Regions from separate parts of the Homo sapiens genome. Here region 2 is linked to region 1. A link is a loop called in an ENCODE intact Hi-C map of the cell type or tissue named here. Cell type or tissue: IMR-90. All regions are shown on one strand. Region 1 overlaps TASL (TLR adaptor interacting with endolysosomal SLC15A4). Region 2 overlaps GK (glycerol kinase).

Region 1 (5,000 bases):
CTGCGTGATACTAACTGCTCTTAACTGTACAATAGTGTGATATGTTCTAAGAACAGAACACACACTTTGGAGTTTGTAAACTTGGGCTTGAATCTTGCCTATAGTACTTAGTAGCTGTGTGGCCTTGGAAGGGGTATTTATCATACCTGAAACTCAGTTTTCTCATTTGGAAAATCTAGATAATGATAAAGAGAAAAAAATTAAAAGATTTTTAAAAGGATATGATCATATCTAGATTATGATAATATCTAATCTGCAGTGTTGTTGGAAGGTTAAGGGCTATGCCTGGAAAGCACTCGGCATACAGCTGTCATTATTATGATGCGTATCCCATTTATTGCGTCTGCTTTTTGACTTAGGTCAAGGGTAGGTAAGCCACAGCCCAGGACCAAATTGGCCCCCTGCTTGTTTTTGTAAACTTTAGTAGGAGCCCAGACACAATCATTTGTTTACATATTGTCTATGGTTACTTTCCTGCTAGGCCAGCAGGGCTGCAACAGAGTTTGTATGATTTGCAAAGTCTAAAATATTAACTCTCTGGCCTTGTATAAAAAAAGTTTGCTGATCCCTAACTTAGGTGTTTTAAACGTTCCCCCTTATAAAGTTCTTCTTTCCTTAGGTTTTCTCTTTGACTCCACGCTTGTGTTGTTTAGATGTAAATTAAAAGTGTGTCCTTTGATCAGCATGCTCAAAGGATACAAAATTACAGTTATATAGAAGGAATAAGTTCAAAGGATCTCTTGTACAGCATGGTGACTACAGTTGATGATCTATCATATTCTTGAGAAATGATAAGAAACTGAATATAAGTATTCTCACCACAAAAATAATAACTGTGAGCTAATATATATGTTAATTAGATAGATGTTGCCATTTCACAATATACACACTTCAAAATACCATATTATACATGAGAAATTCATACAATTTTATCTGTCAATTTTAAAAAATCAATCAAAAATGTGTCTATGTGAAGAAGTGATAACAACAGCTTTCTGAAAAACTAAATGCTCATCTAGAAAGAGAACTTACATTGCAGTTTCTTCTGAAAAGCAAGTAAATGATTTAACAAGGCACTGCACTTTAGCACATATTTCTAAGTTGTGAATTTGCACATAAGGTTAATTTTGGCATTCCCCTATCTGTTAATGATTAATGTGGGCTAAAATTGCCTATAACATCTCCTCTGCAAATATTCTCAGGTGTCTTTTCCTTCACGCCTAACCAATCAGGGAGAATTTTATACATTTTATATATGTATATTTTATATGTAATATATATAGCTTTACATATATATAGCTTTATATATATATAGCTTCTCTAAGATGAGAAACAAGAATTCAAGTGACAAAATATCATTGAACAATTAAAGTAATCCATTGGGTTAAATTTTGATGTCTCAGATGAAATCAAGTCTAACAAATATGTTAACATCTGTTTGAAGTGTACCTTTTATATACCCTTGAAGAGACCCAGTGATATCTTATTAGAATTTCAAAAATAATGGAAAATTATTAAGAAAAATGCAAAAATCAGTCAAAATAAACCCAATTAACTTTTCTTGATGTCTCTACTCTAAAATTTGAGGATATTGTGATGTGCAATGCTGTCTTTATTCTAGTGGTGCATTAAAGGGTGCAGTAATGCCCCCCCCCCCTTTTTTTTGAGATGGAGTCTCGTTCTATCGCCCCGGCTGAAGGGCAGTGGCCCGATCTCAGCTCACTGCAACCTCTGCCCATGACCCCACCCCATTCAAGCGATTCTCCTGCCTCAGCCTCCTGAGTAGCTGGGATTACAGGCATGCACCACCACGCCCTGCTAATTTTTTGTATTTTTAGTAAAGATGGGGTTTTGTCATGTTGGCCAGGCTGGTCTCAAACTCCTGACCTGAGGTGATCCACCTGCCTTGGCCTCCCAAAGTGTTGAGATTACAGGCGTGAGCCACCACGCCTGGCCAAATGGGTTTCTTTCTTTCTTTCTTTCTTTCTTTCTTTCTTTCTTTCTTTCTTTCTTTCTTTCTTTCTTTCTTTCTTTCTCTTTCTTTCTCTTTTTCCTTCCTTCCTTCCTTCTTTCCTTCTTTCCTTCTTTCTTTCCTTCTTTCTTTCTTTTTCTGAGACTAAATTTTGCTCTTGTTGTTCAGGCTGGAATGCAGTGGCGCAATCTCAGCTCACCACAACCTCCACCTCCCGGGTTCAAGCGATTCTCCTGCCTCAGCCTCCCGAGTAGCTGGGATTACAGGCATGTGCCACCACGCCAGACTAATTTTGTATTTTTAGTAGAAATGGGGTTTCTCCATGTTGGTCAGGCTGGTCTCGAACTCCCGACCTCAGGTGATCCACCCACCTCGGCCTCCCAAAGTGCTGGGATTATAGGTGTGAACCACTGCACCCGGCCTTGAATGGGCCCTTTTAAGTGCATTAAAGTGGAAGATGAATTGAAGCAAAGGGCCTAAACTAGGAAATTAATTATGAAGATTAAATGTGTTAATATATGTATTTTTGTTTATAAATTTTATGTATTATTACTCTGCATAGCTTTAGAAAGGTCTTTTAAAAGCCTCCTTAGTGTGCTCTCTGCTGCCCTCTGCTGCTAATTTTCAGAAATTAATTTTGATTCTGATTAATGCTCACTTTATTCTTCATAATCTCATTCAAAATTAAAGTTTGATGGTACTCTAGACATAATTTAATCCCACATTCTCAATTTACAGATGATAAGTTGAGTGTCTGAGAGGTTAAGAACATGAACTTGGGCTCTGTTTCCTGACTGCTGGTGATTTTGGACACTACTCAATTTTGTCATCTGTAAAATGAGCATAATAATAGTACCTAAATATTAGAGTTTTTTTGTGATGATCAATTAATTTAGTACATAAAAAGCACTTAGAATATTATCTGGGTTGTAGCTAGTACTATGTTAGCTATTTTATAGATCTGGCAACAACTAAACTAAAACCACTGCTAGTGACAAGATCAGAGAACTCTGGTCTCTTAAATACTAGTGCGTGCTCTCTCTCTTTCTCTTCATATATATGTGTGTGTGTGTGTGTGTGTGTGAGAGAGAGAGTATTTATGTACACACACATATATATTTTATAAAATATATACAATTCTCCATGATTTGTTAAGTGTGAAGGAAAAGACACTGGAAGACGTTTGTAGATGAGATGTTCTAGGTAACATACATATATTTATATATATACACCACATATGTATATTGCCTGAATGAGTATGAAATTAAATTTTGCCTTCAAATATAGATTTTTTTTTTTCTTTTTAGACAGAGTCTTGCTCTGTCGCCAGGCTGGAGTGCAGTGGCGCTATCTGGGCTCACTGCAATCTCCAATCTCCACCTCCTGGGTTCAAGTGATTCTCCTGCCTCAGCCTCCCGAGCAGCTGGGATTATAGGCACACGCCACTACCCCCAGCTAATTTTTGTATTTTTAGTAGAGACGGGGTTTCACCATGTTGGCCAGGATGGTCTCGAACTCCTGACCTTGTGATCCATCCACCTCGGCCTCCCAAAGTGCTGGGATTATAGGTGTGAGCCACCGTGCCCGGCCCGAATATAGATTTTTAAAATGTGACTTGTTCAATGCATCCAAAGCTCTTGTAGTCTTTACAAAGCCCTTGCTGCTGCTCCTTCCTCCTTGTACTGTTCCAGGTAGGCTCCCCATAGAAGAAGTTACAAACCTAGAAAGCTCCTCAAGCCCCCAATATAAATTCCTACTGCCTGCAAGTGGAAGGTGACTTCACTGTGGACTTTAAGTAGCTTCTCTAATGAGCTGCCTACCTGAATTTCCAATGGACAATTACACACTTGCACCCAGACAGTCTATCTCTTGTCAGGCTCAAGAAGAGCTAAGCTAAACCCATTGCTTCCTCCACAGCTCCTCCTGATCTTCCCATTTTGGTCAATGATGGTGCCATTTCCCCTACATACCCACACTCAGAGTTACTTTTGGCTCCTCTCTCTCCTTCACTTCCATGTCTGGGGGTCTTGGTCTCTCAAATGCATTCCTTCTCTTTCTTTTCTCCTACCTCCCTCCTGGTTCCTGTCCCAGTCATCTCAGGCTGGGATGAATCCAACAGCCTCCTAACTTGGGTCCTTAATACCAATCTCACTCTGCTGAAATTAATTTTGCACTTTATTGCCATATTATATCATGTGGTGAATCAGCTTCCTTACCTGCCAGAACGTTGCAGTGCCTACAGGATGAATCAAATGTACTCAGTCTTGGATGTCCCAACTTACCTCCCTGACCTGACCTTATCTCCCACTCCTCCCTCTCAGAAATCTTTTTTCCTTTTTTTTTTTTTTTTGCTGGGGACGTGTCTATCCCTAGACACTAGGATGCACTTTCTGTTTTTCCGTCATCAGACCCACCACTTTACTGGTCTGTCTTGGGTCCTACACATCAGAATGATAGGGTTCTTATTCTGCCAGAATTAAGATACCAGCAAACCTCTCAGTTGACAACCAATAGGAAAAGGGGCCCATTACTGTACTCAAAATAAAATTCTAGGCCCTTTTCCTTCATTGTTATGAAGGAGTGTGGAGATTATCAGGAGTACTTATAAAACTCATCTGCATACAATGAAAGAAGACTCTGTTAGGGTTGATTGTTTAATATGAAGAAAAATAAGATAAATAGTGGGAGACTTGGAGTGTGTCTGAATGGGGATAAGGGGTCCTAAAGGGGGGATTCGGCAAACTGGGACATTTCAAGAAAGGCTCTTAGGTGAGCATGACACTGACAAACAATGCTTGCGCCCCACCTACATTGGTGTCTGTTACTGACCCACATGAAATTGACAACACAAACCTCTTCACTTTTATTGCCCTTCTCTCCTCTGTCTGCAATGTTTTCCCTCTTTTCACTGCCATTGGAATCCTTTCTGTCTGTAGGGCCAAATAAAGGTTAACCTGTCACACAGTCATCTCTCTCTCTTCTTCACCCTTAGAATATGCAATATCTTTAACCACAAACAGCTGTACAG
Region 2 (5,000 bases), 89 kb before region 1:
GGATCTTTGGAAGAGACACAGAAAACAGAAGGATTTTGGTAAATTCTATTTGCTGTATTAGACCATGAAGCCATCCAATCAAACAACATTTGGATGTACCAGGATGGAGCCTAGACCTCCCTACTTCATCAAAGCTCTGAAACTTAGGAGACTGACACCACCTTAGTGTATGTAGCCTGTCCAATAGAAATATAACCCAAACCAAAAACGCAAGCCACATACTAATTTTAAATTGTGTCATTAAAAAATAAAAAGAAACATATGAAATTAATTTTAATAACACATTTAAGCCAATATATCTATAAACTATTGTTTTGACATGTGATAGATATAAAATATTAATGATTTGTTTTTACTAAGTCTTTGGTATATATTTTACACTTACAGTCTACTCAATTCAGACTAGCCATATTTAAAGTAATCAGTAGCCACATGTGGCCAGTGGCTATTGTACTGGACATGAAGTTCTAGAGTACTTTTTTCCTCATATATCTAGGTTCACATGAAGCCTTCTGGCCATTGATTTGTCTGCAGATGGCCAAATGTACAAAGAAGGCTAATGATGTTTCCACAAGACTCTATGGTAGAGGATAATTAACTCCACATTAAAACACAGTACCCAGAGGCAAGAATGCTAGTCTGATTTTTTCAAGTACATTTCAGAAATCATTGTCAATTAAAGATAGCAGTGGCTGTATCACTTGCTTTATACAATGTCTAGCCTGGTCATTTGGTTTTTTGCTGGGGTGTTTGTCTGAGACAGGGTCTGGCTCTGCCACCCAGGCTGGAGTGCAGTGGCACAATCTCAGCTCACTGCAACTTCTGCCTCACATAGGGCTGTCAGGGCTATGAAGAGGAGAAAGGACATGTAACCCAGAATTATGAGGGTCTGAGAAGGGCTCTCAGAAGTGGTAACTTCTAAACTAAGACTTCAGGTTGAACAGAAGGGAGTCCATGCGGGACAGTGGGCATAGGACTGCAGGGTGTTCAGGTGGGCGAGGGTGCACAGTACTTGTTGATGAGAAAGGATTAGAGGGAGGCAAGACTGGGACAGGAAGAGCAGTTGCAATGTGTCTGCAGTCCAGGTGAAACATACAGAGGCCTCCACTAGGAGGGCCGCTGCGATGGGATTGACAGAAGTGAAGTGCAAGTGCAGAGAGATTCTTAATTCAGGAGGTACAAGCAGGAAAAAGAGCAACACCCAGGGATGACAAGTTACAGGTCAGTGCAACTGAGTAGGCAGTGTTTACCAGACAAGGGATAGGGTAGGAGCAGTAGCTTCCGGACAGGAACGCATAGGAGATTGCAAATTTTGTTTTAGATAATGTGTGTTTGAGATGTTGCTTGGGCACAGAAGTGGAGATATCCAGTCATCAGTTGCTTCTATTTTAGGTCATAAGCTTAAAGAAAAAGATCCAGGCTGGGCACTGTGGCTCATGCCTATAATCCCAGCACTTTGGGAGGCCGAGGTGGGCGGATCACGAGGTCAAGAGATCAAGACCATCCTGACCAACCTAGTGAAACCCCGTCCCTACTAAAAACACAAAAAATTTGCCAGGCATGGTGGCACGCACCTGTAATCCCAGCTACTCAGGAGGCTGAGGCAGGAGAATCGATTGAACCCAGGAGGCGGAGGGTGCAGTGAGCCGAGATCACGCCACTGCACTCCAGCCTGGTAACAGAGCGAGACTCCGTCTCGGAAAAAAAAAAAAAAAAAGAAGAAAGAAAAAAAAAAAATCTGTTCTCAGACTTTTGTGTGGGCCAGAAAGGTAGTTGACAACGTCATGCTTGGTGTGATGTAGAGGCAAAGAGCACACACAGACCCCGGAAGCACAGAGAGCTGGGGCACATCGAGCTCCAGCCCTGCCCACATCAGCTATTTGACACTTTTTTCTGAGCCTCTATGTTTTTCATTTGTAAAAGGATAATAAAGTAATTTATGAAGAGTATTTAGCATAGAATAGGCACAGAGTATACATCCAAAAGGTGTCAACACTATCATTGTTGCTACTACTGCTACTAATTTTATAATTACTTTTATTACAATTACTACTCCCACCACCACTAATAGATGACAGAATAAGGATTAGAAATCACTCATTCTGAATAATGAATATAGGAAGCCAGTCCTATATTCATCTCTAAACCCAAATCATGTCTCAATTCCAGATTTTGTTTTGGGTGAAGGGCAATTTAAAAAGGAAGAAACAAGGAAAGTGAACATAGAATGAGAATTTAGCTCCGTGCAGACACAGTATATACCCAAAAGATGTAACCACTACTGTCACTGCTGCTACTACTGCTATGTTATTATTATTATTATTATTATTACTATTACCTATAAGTGATAGTATTACAGTTGGAAGTCACCAGGTCTATATTCAGCTCTATGCGCAAACTATGACTCAATTCCAGATTTGGAGGAGGAGAGTAATTAAAAACTGAAAAAACAAGGAAAATTGTTTTTATAAAAAAGTGTTTGGCCAGGCCCGGTGGCTCACGCCTGTAATCCCAGCACTTTGGAAGGCCGAGGTGGGTGGATCACCTGAGGTCAGGAGTTCAAGACCAGCCTGGCCAACATGGTAAAACCCCATCTCCACTAAAAATACAAAAATTAGCTGGGTGTGGTGGTGCACACCTATAATCCCAGCTACTGGGGAGGCTGAGGTGGGAGAATCACTTGAACTCAGGAGGTGGAGGTTGCAGTAAGCTGAGATCACACCACTGCACTCCAACCTGGGCAACAGAGCAAGACTCCGTCTCAAAAACAAAAAATATTTAAAAATTAGCTTCTGAAACAACACATGTATTCTCTGCCTTATAAGAATGAGACTTCTGGGGAGCTGAAATGCTCTCTTTACTAAGTAACTGTCCTGTAGGCTTGCCTCACTCATCCTATGACTAATTCATCTGTCCTATCATAAATGTGCACATTCATTTCCCTCCCCATGTGATTTCCCCACTAGTCTACTCTTTTATGACACACTAAACTTTACCATGTGATAAGACATTATTCAGAAATGTAAACTTCCTCTTGAGAACACCATGATACTACGTAAATGTGAGTGACTGAAAATAAAAATATTAGCCACAAATATGTTCCATGCCAAATTTGACTAGAAAAGGCATCTTCCAACAAGCCACAGAAGTAAAGAAAACATAGCAAATGAAATTATGTTTTTCTTAAAAATGAAATTGGCCGAGCACGGTGGCTCACGCCTGTAATCCCAGCACTTTGGGAGGCCGAGGCGGGTAGATCACCTGAGGTAGGGAGTTTGAGACCAGCCTGACCAACATGGAGAAACCCCATCTCTACTAAAAATACAAAAAATTAGCCAGATGTGGTGGCACATTCCTGTAATCCCAGCTACTCGGGGAGGCTAGGCAGGGGAATCGCTTGAACCCAGGAGGCGGAGGTTGCCGTGAGCTGAGATCACGCCATTGCACTCCAGCCTGGGCAACAAGAAGAGTGAAACTCTGTCTCAAAAAGGAAAAGAAAGAAAGAAAGAAAGAAATTGTAGTAAATGGCATATACATACATCAAATAGAGCTATAGTTTCTGATTTTGACTTTTTCCAAGATGCCTCAAGTTTTATCGGTCTATTCTAATCCAAGTGTTCCAGTCAACACACTTGAGTCCTTGCAGGTCCCTTGCTGCTAATGTTGGTTCATGTAACATGTGTCTACCACATGCCAGATGCTGTGTCAGGCTTTGGGGAAGAAAAAGGACATGGTTCTATCCCTCAAGAAGCTCAAAATTGAAAGCTCTTACCACTTAGTCTTGTGACAGACAAGACAAGAGTGGGTGGCAGCTCTCTGTTGAGAATGTGTTCCTGGTACTTGTGTAATGTGATGGGCAAGGAAACAAGCAAATGTAGTGGAGAAAGAAAGAAACAACAAAAGAACCACAACTTGGCCGGGCGTGGTGGCTCACGCCTGTAATCCCAGCACTTTGGGAGGCCAAGGCAGGCGGATCATGAGGTCAGGATTTCAAGACCAGCCTGGCCAACATGGTGAAACCCCGTCTCTACTAAAAATACAAAAAAATTAGCTGGGCATGGTGGCGCACACCTGTAATCCTAGCTACTCAGTAGGCTGAGGCAGGAGAATTGCTTGAACCTGGGAGGCGGAGGGTGCAGTGAGCTGAGATCGTGCCACTGCACTCCAGCTTGGGTAACACAGTGAGACTCCGTCTCAGAAAAAAAAAAAACAAAAAGAATCACAACTCTACTTATCACAAGAGTGGCCTCATTCCAACTGTGAGCCAAATCAGTTTTACCAAAATTTATTGTTCATTAGTCCCTGGCCCATAATGGGTGCTTAATAAATGTGTTGAATACATAAATGAAGGAAAGAGGAAATCCATCTGTAAGCCTTATGAGATCTCTAAGTATGATGGGACAGCTGGGGCCAAGGGAATGCTTCCTGCCAAAACAAGCACTGAGCTACAATTCTAGTCATTCTTTATATGTATTGTCGGTTGAAACAAAATGATGATGCAACCATTATCCACAGTGACACACCTGAGCCCTGCCTAGGACCCACTGAATTTGAGTCACAAGATGATCATAACCCACAGTACTCATTCAAAGGCAATATTTTTTATAGATTGCAAAACCAATTTATAAGTATGTTTTTCTTGGTGAAGATTCATTCGTGATGATAATCAGAACTGACACTTGATTAATAGGTGAGAAGGTGGCCTCCCCCTTCTCTCATTTCCCCTTCACAGTACTCTACACAGCTGGGGAACCCAAGGCAGTAGTCAGGAGGACTGGTTTCAGAGTATAACAGACCTGGACTTGAATCCTAGCTCCACCAGTTACTCTGTGACCTTGGGCACAATCCTCAGCCACAGTCTAATCACCTGTGTAAAGAAGCTTACTAATACGATCTACATCACAGAGTTATGAGGATTAAATGAGATAATGCTGGAAAAGTCTTCAACATAGTACCTGACACATTTCAAGCCACAACACATTACAAGTCTTTTAAAAAAT

Evidence for each region. A loop is a pair of places that touch in the nucleus more often than their neighbours do. Peaks named below come from ENCODE experiments on the same cell type or tissue, not always from the same donor. Only the 100,000 strongest peaks of a DNase experiment are listed, where the experiment ranks them.
Region 2: a loop joins it to region 1, with 2.1 times the contacts of the local background. A loop is called at or near these places in 14 of 110 quality-filtered maps.

What each region holds. Positions count from the first base shown.
Region 1 is chrX:30,568,293-30,573,292 of GRCh38, reverse strand. The region is part of intron 2 of TASL (TLR adaptor interacting with endolysosomal SLC15A4); the gene reads left to right. Among named protein-coding and RNA genes, the nearest start is that of TASL, 7.0 kb to the left of the region's middle. In IMR-90, a CTCF peak has its summit at 2,587 (motif pointing left); a DNase peak (open chromatin) is centred at 4,972.
Region 2 is chrX:30,657,530-30,662,529 of GRCh38, reverse strand. The region is part of intron 1 of GK (glycerol kinase); the gene reads right to left. Among named protein-coding and RNA genes, the nearest start is that of GK, 6.6 kb to the right of the region's middle. In IMR-90, no CTCF peak of the experiment used is centred here; DNase peaks (open chromatin) are centred at 3,019 and 4,479; H3K27ac peaks cover 1,841 bases.